2 separate regions of the Homo sapiens genome follow, and region 1 is linked to region 2. Evidence: read pairs that join two places in POLR2A ChIA-PET (ENCODE). Cell type or tissue: PC-9. All regions are shown on one strand. Links, peaks and the distances in the headings refer to the core of each region. The heading gives the core; the rest is flanking DNA.

Region 1 (7,480 bases), core at 918-5,917, 810 kb after region 2:
CTTTCCAACCACCTTGGGGCACAGGGGAGGAGGGAAAGAAAGGAGTCCAAATGGACAGGGTTCTAAGATTCCTGCCTTCAACACCACCACCTCCGCTTTATCCATTGGGTTGCCATGTGTGTTTTCACCTCAAAGCTGCTTTAAAAAATGGAAAAAAAAATGACCTGATATTAACACAATTCTCTCATATTACACAGATGAAGATCAAGACCTCAAAAGGAGATAGGCATGAATAGGCCTATGACAGGCCTATCTCATCAGTGGCAGAGCTGGGACATGTACCCAGCAGGAGCACTCTTCCTATGGCACCCCCAGTCAATATATATTCATATAGTCATTCAACAAACATTTGCCACCCAACAACTCGGCACAATTTTGGCAATCATAGCATTCTCCCCCATCCATTCTGTATTTTGACAACCTAATTTGTGCTTGATTCATTTGTTCATTCAACAAATATTTTCTGAGGGCCTCCTATACGTCAGGCCATGCTATAGACACTGGGGTTATTTATTTATTTATTTATTTTTGAGACTGAGTCTCGCTCTGTTGCCCAGGCTGGAGTGCAGTGGCATGATCTCGGCTCACTGCAAACTCCACCTCCTGGGTTCAAGTGATTCTCCTGCCTCAGCCTCTCGGGTAGCTGGGATTACAGATGTGGACCACCATGCCTGGCTAATTTTTGTATTTTTAGTAGAGACAGGGTTTCACCATGTTCACCAAGCTGGTCTCGAACTCCTGACCTCAGATGATCTGCCCGCCTTGGTCTCCCAAAGTGCTGGGATTACAGGCGTGAGCCACCGCATCTGGCCGGCACTGGGCATATAGCAGTGAACAAAACCAGTGTTCTGAGCTTTGAGATTTACATTCTAGGGGAGACACAAATAATAAATAAAATTTTTATTTCATATATATATATAATGCAATAGATGCTATAAAGAAGAAAAGCAGAGAGGGGGAGTAAAGAGTGCCCGAGGGGTTATTTTGGATGGAGTAGCTAAGAAGCCCTCTTTGAATAGACGGGATTTAAGCAGAGATGTGGAGGAAGTGACAGATGAAGCCGCGTGTGTATTTGGAAGAAAAGTCATTGGGGAAAGCAGGTACCAAGGCCCTGTGGCTGCCTGTACCTGTGAGTTGGAGGCACAGCAAGGAGGTCTGGGTTGAGGAGTAGCAGATGAGGCCAGAGATGTGCCGGTGCCTCGGAGGCCTGGGGAAGGATCTTGGGTTTGTTTGGGTGAAGTGGGAAGCCTTTGGAAGGTCTGGCTCCGGGAGAGATATGACCTGCCTTGGGTGGGTGAAGCACCAAGAACAGGGAGACCCAAGAAGCAGGCTGCAACCACGTGCTGGTGGGTGGGTTGCTGGTAGGTCAGAGGGGTTGGGGGCTGCTTTCAGCATGCGGCCAAGACGGTCCTAGCCGGACTCCACTCCACAGAGGGCAGACTCTCGGAGGGGCCGAACACAGCCCTGGGGGTGCCGGCCTGTTGCTGTTCCACTTGCATCTGATGCAGCCAGGGAAGCAGCAGCAAGGCTGAGGCTCAGAGGGGCCGGCACCAGCCAGGAGGCAGGGTAATGCCACTTCCAGGAGCAATGGATAGCGGAACGGTGCAGTCCCTCCAAGGTGGTGCCAAGGCCCTGACAGGTCTCTTTGGCTAGAATCCTGACCCTGGCTGCTGGCTGGGATGCCAGTGCCTCCCAGTGCTGGCCTCCCAGGAACACTGGGATGACGGGCCGCTGACGCTCAGGACCCTGCTGCACGGCCACCAAATTCCTTCTTTCCATTAATCTCCCTGCCCCATTTCTCCCTTGCTAAGTTAAATGGGCCCTTGGAGGGTGGATATTCTTTTCCCTATTTTATTTTTGCCTGTGATGTAAGCTCAGCTGAACCATCCCTTCCCCAGGAGGCCTCGCCAGGGGCCCTCCACTAACAGCCAGCTCCACTGTGCTCCTCATAGCCCTTGCTAGACTTGTGATGGTCCCTTTACCTGCGTGGTTATTTGGCAACTATCCATCTGTCCTACTAAATGATAAGCTCCCCAGGAGCTGTCTTTCATTTTGGGGGTGAGCTGGAGGCTCCCCGTTGTCTTCCAGACTCCAGTTAATCCCAGATACACAGCAGGTCAGTGGATGTGAGTCCCTGCCTTGGGGTATTTCAGGTCCTGCCTCCGGGTTCAGGACCTGATGGGCAGAACAGAGCCAGCTGTCTTGAGATTGGGGGCTGCAGAGCTGAAGACCCCGTTCGTAAGCGTTCCAAGATGCCTAGCCCCTAGCCAGGAGGGATCGGAGTGCGGCAGGTGTGCCTGGCTGCTGTCACCCATCTGCCGCGTGCCTGCTCTCCCTTAGGTGCTCAGTGTTTCAGAGAACTCAGGGCAAAGACACTTCAGAGCAGTTAGTGGCCCCGCAGCGGACCACAAGGAAGTCTGCAACCCATTCTCAGTGCACCCCGCCACAGCTCAGGAGTCTTGGGGGATGACATTTTGGGTTTTTGCTCTGACCTCATCTCAGGTTCAGGGTTTCACCTCCGGCCCTTTGCAGCAGGTAGGTAGAAAGCGCCCAGCTATAGGCCGAAGCTCTTTGTGGAAGAAAAAAAAAGTTTGGCTAATGACCTGCAGTTCTCTGTGAGCCTGGGCCCACCGCCTAAGGAGGAAGAGGAATTGGCAAGAGTGGGAGAATCAAACCTTTTCTGGAAGCACCAAGGTTAAGAGGGATATTAGGGTCCGGTTCAAGCACCTTGGTTTATAATTGGGGAAACTGAGGCATTGGGAAAGAGGAGAGACCAGAACTAGACTATGCAGCTCAGCTGCTCCCAATTCCTGACACACAGAAATGTGTGAAAGAATTAAGGTTTATTGTTGTTTTAAGCCACTAAGTTTTGGGGCAATTTGTGACATAGCAATAGGTGACTAATATAATCACCTACCTTATCCTGCCAAGTTTGGCTTGGAAAGCCTTTGGCTGCTTCTCAAAATCAGAGTGATCCCTAAAGAATGAAGACTTGTGCTCACAGAGGCTTTGAGAAAGGCTGTCATCCAATGTGGATGATCGTATTGTCTCACAGGGAGTTTGGAGTCGATCCTGAGATAATGGGGACGAAACGGGGAGCAGAGAGAGAGATGGACACAGCCAGGGGAGGGGGTGCAAAGAACCCAGATCTGAGAGCAGGGGCCTGGGATGGGCCTGGCCTCTGTTGCTTGCTAGCCACACGTCTCTGATGAGTGACTCAGCTCCCTGGGCCCAGGTTCATCATTTGTCTAATACTCAGCTGACAGTGCTGTTGTGAGGTTGACAGTCTGTTCCCCCAACAGCAGTCAGAAGGATCTAGTTAAATTACAAATCCGATCATGTCATTCCGGTACTTAAAACCTGTTAGTGGCCGTCACAGTGCCCGGATAAGGCGCAAGGCCCCAGCTGGCCAGCACCACAGCTCAGCTGTGTCTCCCTCACCTTTCCTGCAACGCCTCCCACCTTCCCCGCATGCAGCTCTCTCCCACTTGCTAACTGCCCCGCAACCTCCAGATCTCACCTGGAATGGGAAGCCACCTGACCACTTCAGCTGCTCTGTGTGGTTCTTATCATTGCCAGCGTGTTTGTGTGATAAACCATAAATGTCTGCCTCCCCTACGGGTCAGTAAGTGCCATGGGGCGGGGCCCCTCTGTCTCATTCCTGGCTATCGGCACAGCATGGGCACATTGTAAGTGCATAAGTGCTTGTGTGGAATGAATGAATGAATGAGCACACAAAGGGTGCCTAGTACTGTGCAAATATTGTTTGTGTCCACTCCTCCCTCCCCTGATTCCACACAGGCTGCAGGAGCTCCATGGGGTCTCACGACTCAGGCCAAATAAACCTTACAGGCACAAAAGCTGACAGATTTCCATTGTTCTTAACTTTGGTTAAGCATTGAAACTACCTGCAAAGTTTTCCAAAAAGAGATGCCTGGGTCCCACCCTCAGAGATCCTGGTGCACAGATGGAGGGTGCACTGGACATTGGGGTGACTAAAAATCCTCCAGGTCAAGCCTCAGAAACACCGCCCTGGGCAGTGGAGAGACTGGGGGCCTGGCATAGCCCTTCTAGCCTGGGGACTGAGACCGTCTCATGATCTATGACTATTGGGCTGTAAAAAATGAGAGCAATGTGCCGGATTCTGTAGTAAGGACTTCCCTTAATGAACTCAGGTAATCCTCAAAAGAGTCCTATGAAGAGGATAGTATTATTATCCCTATTTCACAGTTGGGGAGACTGAGGCAGGCAGCTATCAAGTCACTTGCCCATAGTTACCCAGGTGGCAGAGCCGGGATTTGAATCCTGGGTGGTCTAACTTCAGGGTACAGCTGCTTATCCACCGCCCTAATTGGTGGAGAGGGACCACGGAGAGGTACCCGCTAACTGCTGTCATCCTAAAGATTGCTTTCCCATCCTCTGAGGGCTCAGTGGGGGCGGGGCTGCCGCCTGTTCAGTGTCCTTTCTGAAAGGACGTGCCTCGAGGGACCAGTGGAGCCAAGATTAGACAGGCTCAGCCCATCCATTTCGGGCTGGGATCCTCAGGACGTTGAAAGCCTTCCCCTGGTGCTGGAGCCCATTGTCAGCCTTAGGAAGAGACGGGTCGCTATGGAAACCTCTGGACTGTACAGACGTACAACCGGCTGGCTTCAAGAAAATCTTTTCATGGGTCTGTCTCTGCTGTGAGGCAGCCAAGGGTCCTCCTGCTAATCGGGCCCCCTGTTTGGACATGATGTCAGGTTAACTCCCAGCGCTCAGCGGCAGCCTGGGTGCACCCTCCCCTTGTCCCACCTGGCACACAGAGACAGCTTTTCCAGCCCTCCCGTGGGAGGGCACATTGGTGGGGGAGGTCTGCTGATGATTGATGTGTGGGGTTGAGTCTTTAATTAAAGTATTCATCATGTGTCAGTCAGCAGAAAAGAAAGTTCAGCTCTCTGCCAGGGTCTGTATCCTGATCATCAACTCAAGAGCCGTTTCCCATGAGGGGGCGCGTGACCTTGTCTAATAGCTGCACTGAGATCTTTTTGAGACTTTTCCAATCTGCTTCTGAGCGCTGCATAGGACAGCATGGTGTCAGTGTGCAGACCTGGCCATGGGACCACACACTCTGACAGTCGGCGCTGGGCTGACCTTTAGCGATCACCAGATCTGTGCTTCTCAACCCTGGCACCCCGTTGGCATCACCTGGGCAGCTTTTTAAAAATATCCACGTCTGGGCCTCACCCCCATCCAATGAAATAAAATCTGAGTGGCATCCTGGCCAGGGTACTTCGTAAAAACTCTGCCTGTGCTTCTGAGGTGCAGCCAGTTCTGAGGACAAATCTAACCCACTCTCTGTACAGATGGGGAAACTGAGGCTTCAGGAGGAGAAGGGATGTGTCCTAGGCATCCAGGTAGCAAGGCACTCGGAGCGTGCGGAATCAGATCTCCATCCCACTGAGCATCCTCAGCTCCAAAGGTGGGATAGGTGAGGAAATGGCTCAGGAAGGGGAGGTGGGTCGCACCAGGGGCCTAGAACCAAAGAGAAAGGGAGGACACAAGATGCTGTCATCACTGTCCCAGCCAGGGGAGTGGGGAGCTGTGCAGGAGAGTCAAACCTCAGCCCCATTACACCTTTTTAAAAACCATGGAAGAGTGATATAACTTTCTTTTTTTCTTTTTTTTTTTTTTTTTAGACGAGTCTTGCTCTGTCACCCAGGCTGGAGTGCAATGGCACAATCTTGGCTCACCGCAACCTCCGCCTCCTGGGTTCAAGCGATTCTCCTGCCTCAGCCTCCTGAGTAGCTGGAATTACAGGCATGCACCACCACACCTGGCTAATTTTTGTATTTTTAGTAGAGATGGGGTTTCACCAAGTTGGCCAGGCTGGTCTCAAACTCATGACCTCGTGATCCGCCCGCCTCAGCCTCTCAAAGTGCTGGGATTACAAGCGTGAGCCACGGTGCCTGGTCTGAGTGACATAATTTTCTAGTAAAAGTATACTCACAGACCAGCAGCATCAGCATCACCTTGGAGCTTGTCAGAAAGAATCTTTTTTTTTTTTTGAGACGGAGTTTTACTCTTGTTGCCCAAGCTGGAGTGCAATGGCACGATCTTGGCTCACTACAGCCTCTGCCTCCCAGGTTCAAGCGATTCTCGTGCCTCAGCCTCCTGAGTAGCTGGGACTACAGGTGCGCACCACCATGCCTGGCTAATATTTTGCATTTTTAGTTGAAACGGTGTTTCACCGTGTTGGCTAAGCTGGTCTCAAACTCCTGACCTCAGGTGATCCGCCCGCCTCCGCCTCCCAGAGTGCTGGGATTCCAGGCATGGGCCCACCGCACCCAGCCAGAAAGAATCTTAAAACTGAAGCTTGTTAGAAAGAAGCTTAAGTCCACCTCAGACCTATTGAATCAGAGTCTGCACTTTAACAAGACCCCAGGGAGATTCATATGCACATTCAAGCACGAGAAGCCCCGTAGCGATGGGCACTGGGAGGAAGCTGCAACATGTGGGTTCTGGTTGTATGACCTTCAGGAGGCCCTCTTCACCTATTGCAGCCACGATTTCTTCATCTGTGTATGGGGATAACTGAACCTCGGTCTATCCACTCCCCATCAAATCTGGAAGGACCAGAGATGGGGAGGGGATTGATTGAGTTCACACAGTGAAAAGATGGCAGAGCTGCAGTTAGCAGCAAGAGCAGGGCGTCCAGCCCTGCATTGCCTCCCTGTGGTGGGGTAGGCGGGTGAGAGGGGGAGGAGAAGTTGGAGGGGTGCTGCAGATATCACAAACACTCCAAGAGGCCTCCAGATTCTTTTGCTATTCCAGTTTGCCTAAGTAGATGCGTTGTTAGAAACCACATCTTCCATCTGGAAACCCCAGGGATTTGGTTTCCATCCCATGTCTTTGCGATCTAAAAAAATAACAAAAGATATCAAAACAAAAGTTTGTGCCAAGGAAGAGAAGTCATTTGAACTAGAGGGAGAAGAATGATGTGTCTACCTTCCTCCTCCTCCTGACTTGTTCTTGGCAGAGTGTGTGGGCAAGCCTGTGCCTGCTGTGCCTCTGTATGCATGCATGTTGTGTGTGCTTATACACATGTGTGTGCAAGCATTTGTATGTCCGTGTGTGTGCATGGCTGTAAATGCATGTGTACGTCTGTGTGTATGGTGTTGTGCATTTGTGTGTATGCATTATATGCGTGTAAGCATGTGTGATGACAGAGGGTAGATATGTGCGTGCATACTATGCATGAATGTGTTCATGCATTGAGCATGTATGGGGGTGCATATATGTACATGTGTACATGTGCATGGCACATGCCTGTGTGTTCATGTGCATTTTTATATACACATGTACCAATGCATGTGTCTGTGTGAGCATGCATGCACGTGGCTTTGTGCACATGATGTGTGCATGTGTGTTAAGTGGTAATGGGACATTAGGTGACTTAAAGCTTGAGTTCAGGAGTGGTAGAGACTGGAAAGCCCAGGAAATC
Region 2 (7,480 bases), core at 1,481-6,480:
TCAACCTCCCGAATAGCTGGGATTACAGGTGCCCGCCACCATGCGTGGCTAATTTTTTTGTATTTTTAGTAGAGACAGGGTTTCACTATGTTGGCCAGGCTGGTCTCGAGCTCCTGACCTCAGGTGATCTACCCGCCTCAGCCTCCCAAAGTGTTAGGATTACAGGCGTGAGCCACCGCACCTGGCACCCCCCCCCCTTTTTTTTTAATATAAATGATCAGTCTTAACTCCCTAGGTTATCAGGTTGAGGGGGTGGGGATGAGGCTGGGGGACAGATTGTTTTCCTGGCTTCTAGCTCGGTGTTCTTTCTGCCTCTGTGCACAACAAGGTATGCGTGTATTGTGGTTGTGGACTGTGGTTGTGGACTGCCTATTCACAAGTGGCTATGAGGCCCATCTGCTGATGCTTTTGGATGCACTTGGTGATGAACTTCTGCTGAGTAACCTCTTCACAGGGCCCCGGCTGGGACAGAAGGTGTGCAGACTGTGGTTTCAGTTCAAACACATGGTTTCCTGTGGTCTGGGAGATAGCCAAAGGGTGATACAGGAAGAGCACTGGACTTGGGTGACTGGAGACCTTACTTCCAACTCTGGCTCTGGGTGAGGGGAGGTTTGATTTCCTTTTTGTTTTTTGATTTCGTTTTGAAGCAGGGTCTTGCTCTGTTGCCCAGGCTATAGTGCAGTAGCATGATCATAGCTCACTGCAGCCTCAAATTCCTGGGCTCAAGCAATTCTCTGCCTCAGCCTCCTGAGTAGCCAGGATTACAAGTGCACACTGCTACACCTGGCTAATTTTTGTGTTTTTTGTAGGGATGGGATCTTGCTGTATTGCCTAGGCTAGTCTCAAACCCCTGGGCTCAAGCAACCCTCCTGCCTCAGCCTCTCAGAGTGCTGGGGTTACAGGTGTGAAATACTGCACCTGGCCAGGTTTGATTTCCGAGGAGGTGCCGTATCTCCCTACAAAGATATCATACCAGTTTATGTGCCCACAAGTTATGTATGGGAGTGCCTGAAAAACTGAAAAATTAAGTAATTTTATTTATTTATTTATTTCTTTATTTGAGATGGGGTCTCACTCTGTTGCCCAGGCTGGAGTACAGTGGCATGATCTTGGCTCACTGCAGCCTCTGCCTCCTGGGTTCAAGCAATATTCCTACCTCAGCCTACCGAGTAGCCAGGATTACAGGGGTGCACCACCACACCCGGCTAGTTTTTGCATTTTTAGTAGAGATGGGGTTTCACCACGTTGGCCAGGCTGGTCTCGAACTTCCGACCTCAGGCGATCCACCCGCCTTGGCCTCCCAAAGTGCTGGGATTATAGGCATGAGCCACCACACCCAGCAAAATCAAGTAATTTTAATTTCCTAGGCACTCTTTTTTTTGTTTTTTGAGACTGAGTCTCGCTCTGTTGCCCAGGCTGGAGTGCAGTGGTGTGATCTCGGCTCACTGCAACCTCCGCCTCCTGGGTTCAAGCGATTCTCCTGCCTCAGCTTCCCAAGTAGCTGGGATTACAGGCGCCTGCCACCACGCCCAGCTAATTTTTGCATTTTTAATAGAAATGGGGTTTCACCATGTTGGCCAGGCTGGTCTCGAACTGCTGACCTCAGGTGATCCGCCCGCCTTGGCCTCCCAGAGTGCTGGGATTACAGGCGTGAGCCACCGCACCTGGCCAGCACTCTGGTACCTTATTGATGGGAGTGTATATTGTACAACCCTCTTTTTAGAAGGTCGTTTGGGGCTGGGCATGGTGGCTCACATCTGTAATCCCAGCACTTTGGGAGGCCAATGGGGGAGGATTGCTTGAGCCCAGGAGTTCGAGATCAGCCTGGGCAACACAGGGAGAGTCTGTCTCTGGGTTACATTAAACAACAACAACAACAACAAAAGAAAGTTGTTTGGCAGTATCTGTCAAAGCATACTCCTTCCGACTATATTCTAGGAATTCATCTCACAGATAAACTCAGATGTGCTGAAGGAAATGTCTGAGAATCTTCATTGCGGCATTGACATAGAAGATGACAGGAAACAAGTTGTGCTATTAAAAAGGTCAACTAAATCATGGTACAGCTGTACAGTGGAAGTCCTTGCATCCCTTTGAAAAATGAGGTCAATCCATATGTACTGATAGGGTGTGCTCTCCAAGCTATGTTGTAAGTGAAAAACACCAGACGCAAAGTAGTGTAAATGGTGCTTCGTTTTGTGTAAAACATGGTATGTAAACTCTGCTCTGTGCATGCAGTATTTCTGGAAAGATACTGAGACCCTGGTAATGGTGGTTGCCTAGGGTCTAGGCAACAGGAGCAGGGAGTGAGCAGTACATTTCACTCAATACTTTTTTTTTTTTTTTTGAGATGGAGTCTCGCTCTGTTGCCCAGGCTGGAGTGGCATGATCGATCTCGGCTCACTGCAACCTCCACCTCCTGGGTTCATGTGATTCTCCTGCCTCAGCCTCCTGAGTAGCTGGGATTACAGGTGTGCGCCACTATGCCCAGCTAATTTTTTTGTATTTTTAGTAGAGACGGGGTTTCACCATGTTGCCCAGGTTGGTCCCCATCTCCTGACTTCAAGTGATCCACCTGCTTCTTCTTCCCAAAGTGCTGGGATTACAGGCATGAGCCAGTGTGCCCGGCCATATTGTCCCTAAAGAATAAAAAATTCAGCTATTTCTTATTTTTCTTAACTATAAAAATAAGGGGTCCAGCTGGCTAATCTGTAGGTCTCAACTTTAAAGTGCATTGCTTTAGGTTCCATATTGCATATTGAATGCCTACCTTTTACAAGGTAAGAGGGAAGGGTCTTTGTGCTTGAAACCTTTGGGTCCTGTTTTCTTCCCATGATGTCACATCACTAGAGTAACCCCTTAAACAGAAGTCCTTTCTGATCTACTTCCTCATATTCTGGGAAATGGTAGATGATTGATTTTTCTTTGCTGTATGAGAAGAGAAAGCCTGCATGTGTGTCTGGAAAGCGTTTTGGGATACCCTCTTGCAAGGTTTCCATAATTCGCTTGGCTCCAAATCATAAGCTGTCCTGTCCTGGGGAGCCCACCCCAACCTGAAGCCCAACCCAGGCCCTCACATACCTGGCTTTCTTTCTTTTCTTTTCTTTTCTTTTCTTTTTTTGGAGACAGAGTCTCACTCTGTTGCCCAGGCTGGAGTGCAGTGGCGTGATCTTAGCTCACTGCAACCTCCACCTCCCAGGTTCAAGCGATTCTCCTGCCTCAGCCTCCCGAGTAGCTGGGATTATAGGCACCTGTCACCACGCCTGGCTAATTTTTGTATTTTTAGTAGAGGCAGGGTTTCACCATGTTGGCCAGGCTGGTCTCGAACTCCTGACCTCAGGTGATCCACCTGGCTTGGCCTCCCGAAGTGGTGGGATTACAGGCGTGAGCCACCGCACCCGGCCACCTGGCCTTCTTTTTTAACTTGGGGTCATTGCATCCACTATTATGCCCCTTCCCACTCTGTCCCCAGTTTCCCCTAAGACATCTGGCCTGTGGTTTTTATGTATAACAACACTGGAAAAGCCCAAATTCTTGAGAAGATGTGATCAGAGGGGTGTTTTGAATGGGAGGGCCCTACCCCCCTTCTCAAGGATGGCTGTCTTTCGCCTTGGATGGTGTGGGCCCTGGGAGGAGCTGCCGGCGCTGCTGTTGTGCCCGATTGACTCCTTTCCTGAGTGAAGTCTGGAAGACCCCATCAGGGTCCTGAGGTCCTGCAAGGCAGCCTCCGGGCCTCCTGGGGGAATGGTGTGAGTCACACATGAGCACACACTATGAGACTGGCTCTAAAATGGGACCGCCACTGCATGGGCGGGCGGCCTGTATCTGTACCCAGCTCCCTGTCCCTTGTGCTTAGATGGCACCAAATATTTGGGAGGCAGGAGGGGAGCTGCCCACTCTGATGCATGTCTCTTTAAAAAGTAACCTAGGCTTCTGTTGGAATTACTCAGGTTCCCATTCCCACGATTAGCTTCTCGAGCCTGAGATGATTCAGCACCCGGGCAGGTGTCCCCAGAGAAGGCCCTTAGCTAGCCCGCCAAGCGCTGGAGCAGCTGGGAGTCCCTCAGTGGCTGTCTGCATCTCTAGCCCAGGACCCTCCTGCTGTGGCTGGAAGGAGCCTTTGCAGGGCCTTCCGGAAGGGTGTGGCTTCCTGCCGTGCAGGTTGGGCTAAGGCCTGTAGTGGGGTTACAGGTAGCTGATCTTCCCCACCCTCGAGTCACTTCCTTGGTACTTCTCAGAGGCCCTTACCATCCTTATGGTATGTCCCAGAGGAGAAAAGGGGCTTCTCAGGGAGGTCCCTCTCTTGCCTTCTTAGGCCAAGATGATGTCTTTCTGTACAACTTTTTATTTTTCTGAGACGGAGTCTCGCTCTGTCACCCAGGCTGGAGTGCAGTGGCGCGATCTCAGCTCACTGCACGCTCCACCTCCCGGGTTCACGCCATTCTCCTGCCTCAGCCTCCCAAGTAGCTGGGACTACAGGCACCCGCCACCACGCCCGGCTAATTTTTTTTGTATTTTCAGTAGAGACGGGGTTTCACCGTGTTAGCCAGGATGGTCTCCATCTCCTGACCTCATGATCCACCCGCCTCGGCCTCCCGAAGTGCTGGGATTACAGGCGTGAGCCACCACGCCTGGCCTCTCTGTACAATTTTTAATGTGTTGGGGGAGCTCGAAGCTAATCTCTGAGTAGGTTGCCACTCACCAAAAGGACGTGGGCCTTAGAAAGAAGAGCCTTTCTTCTTGCATTTTAACTCTAATTTGAAATCATCCCCTGCTTAAAAGAAAAATCAGCAACAACAATGAAAACCCTCCCTACTGGATTTAGAATTATAGAATGCCTGGCTGGAAGAGATGTTGGGAATAATTAAAATAACATTTCTTTTTTTTTTTCCTAATTAGAGAAAAAGCGATTTGCTTAAGCTCATTCTGTGAGTCGGTAGAAAACCTTGGCCCCTGGTTTCGCTCATACCCAGTGCCTTTCCAAATCAGGAGGCTTCATTTAAGCGTGTTTTCTAAATGGTGACTCTCTTTTTTTTTGATGTTTATGCCCTGTTTAGCCAAGCAACACATACTGAGCTCCTTTAATCTTTCCTTAAGAGTCTATTCTTCTACTCCCTTCGTCTTTTTTGTTGTTTTTTGTTGGGGGGCACTAGGGTTAAGGAATGGGGTGGGAAGTGTTTTGGGTTTCTCTGAACTTCTTCCAGCTGGACGTGACCACTTGGGCTGAAAGTTCCCACAGCTCGAAAAATCAATATTTCACATGGGGTGGTGCCAGGCAGCAGGGTGGGCCATTCAGAAAGCCACACTGCTGCCCACTGTCCTCAGCCAGCCCTGATTTCTAGTAACTTTAGGTCACTTAATGTCTCCGGTGATAATTTGTTATATTTTCAACACAAAATGCACGGGAGAAGGAACAAAATAAAGTTTTGGGATCAGGCAGAGCTAGGAGCAGACCCCCCGCCTTTTCTCCTGCTGCTCGCCTTAGTTTTCCCATCTGCACCGTGGAGAAGCCTCTTTCTTAGCATTATAAATGGATGTGAAGTGGTCTGTTCCTCCTCTTCCTCCCCTTCATCTCTCTTCTTTTTTTATGAGACAGCGTCTTGCTCTGTTGCCCAGGCTGGAATGTGGTGGCGCGATAGCAACTCACTACAGCCTCGGCCTCCGTCTCAAGCATTCTTCCCACCTCAGCCTCCTAAGTAGCTGGGATCACAGGTGTGCACCACCAGGCCTGGCTAATTTTTTTTTTTTTTTGTAGAGACAGGGTTTTGCCATGTTGCCCAGGCTTGTCTCAAACTCCTGAGCTCAAGCAATCTACCTGCCTTGGCCTCCCAAAGTGCTAGGATTACAGGTGTGAGCCACCTCGTCCAGCTTCTCCTTTTCTTCATAGTAACAATAACATCATCTCTCCTCAGGTGGTAGGAAATACACGTTCAAGTTTTTTTTTGTTTTTTTGAGACGGAGTCTTGCTCTGTCGTCCAGGCTGGACTGCAGTGGCACCATCTCGGCTCATTGCAAGCTCCGCCTCTCGGGTTCACGCCATTCTTCTGCCTCAGCCTCCCGAGTAGCTGAGACTACAAGGTGCCCGCCACCGTGCCCGGCTAATTTTTTTGTATTTTTGGTAGAGACGGGGTTTCACCGTGTTAGCCAGGATGGTCTCCATCTCCTGACCTCATGATCCGCCCGCCTTGGCCTCCCAAAGTGCTGAGATTACAGGCGTGAGCCACCGCACCCGGCCAGGTTCAAGTTTTAGAGATTTCGTATTTATCCAACAAGCCTGTCCCTTGATAACAAGGTGCGGTGATTAAGATGACTGAGGAACCTGCTGGAACTCGCCCCCGGCATTGATGCTGAGGTTTCTGATGCCTGCAACTTTTGCATCCTTTTCCCATACAGTTCAATTCATCTCATTACACTGATCTGAGCTGGTTTAAGTATTTTTTTTTTTAGAAAGGCTGTTACAAAGCGATAGAGGCACCTTTATTTAGAGTTGTCTATGTTCAAAAGCCACTACGTTTCCTGTGTTTCACATTAAGTCACTGAGCTAGAGAAGGCAGCTTCCTGTCAGATAAACATAAGAACGAGGCATTTGGGACAGTCTGGGTGACTTAATCTAACTGGGCCAGAATCGGGGAGAAGATTTGAGAACTCGCTGTCCTCTGCGGGTGAGGAGGTCAAAGGCGGGGTCTTCTTTCATTTCTGTCCCTATGCTGTAACTCCGTGTTTGGGACAGAGTCAGCTCCTAGTCCTTATTGCACAAATGGGGTTCAGGTCTCATTGGTGTCTTCACTTTTTTTTTTTTTGAGGTAGGGTCTCGCTTTGTCGCCTAGGCTAGAGTACAGTTGCACGATCTTGGCTCACTGCAACCTCCACCTCCCGGGTTCAAGCGATTCACCTGCCTCATCCTCCCAAGTAGCTGGGATTACAGGTGTGCACCACCACACCCAGCTAATTTTTGTATTTTTAGTAGAGACAGGGTTTCACCATGCTGGCTAGGCTGGTCTCAAACTCTAGACCTCAGGTGATCACCTGCCTCGGCCTCCCAAAGTGCTGGGATTACAGGCATGAGCCACTGCGCCCAGCCAGTGTCTTCAGTTCTAAGCCTGCGACAGGGAGGCCTAGATAGCCAAAAGCTTTTGAATGCCGGTTAGTGACCTCTTCATTTTACAGAACACTGATCGGGGAATCCCTGGGAGGAGAAAGGTGGTGGTAGGGGGGCATTTTCAAGTTTTTATTTTTTATATTTAAGAACCAAGTATTGGGTATAAGGGAGTTGCCCTTTGCCAAGTCAGTCCGCAGAGACTCCCTAAGCTCCAGCTATGTGGTCTGCACTGTGCTGGCTTGGTGGGGCTCAGCAGCGATGGAGGGCTGACAGCCTGTCCCTGTCACCAAGCAGCCTTATCCTCCAACAGGGAGTTGGGATACTGAGGCAAGCCCATGCTACCCTGAGTCAGGAGACATCTGAGCATCTTGAGCTAGGTTC

Evidence for each region. Peaks named below come from ENCODE experiments on the same cell type or tissue, not always from the same donor. Only the 100,000 strongest peaks of a DNase experiment are listed, where the experiment ranks them.
Region 1: POLR2A ChIA-PET joins it to region 2 with 5 read pairs; 1 of 35 experiments calls an interaction of 5 or more read pairs at or near these places.

What each region holds. Positions count from the first base shown.
Region 1 is chr22:35,565,023-35,572,502 of GRCh38, reverse strand. No RefSeq gene overlaps it. Among named protein-coding and RNA genes, the nearest start is that of RASD2, 28 kb to the right of the region's middle. In PC-9, for the core only: no CTCF peak of the experiment used is centred there; a DNase peak (open chromatin) is centred at 2,932; H3K27ac peaks cover 805 bases.
Region 2 is chr22:36,376,383-36,383,862 of GRCh38, reverse strand. The region is part of intron 1 of MYH9 (myosin heavy chain 9); the gene reads left to right. Among named protein-coding and RNA genes, the nearest start is that of MYH9, 7.8 kb to the left of the region's middle. RefSeq lists enhancers at 3,863-4,012, 6,379-6,458. In PC-9, for the core only: no CTCF peak of the experiment used is centred there; a DNase peak (open chromatin) is centred at 4,002; H3K4me3 peaks cover 768 bases; H3K27ac peaks cover 3,221 bases.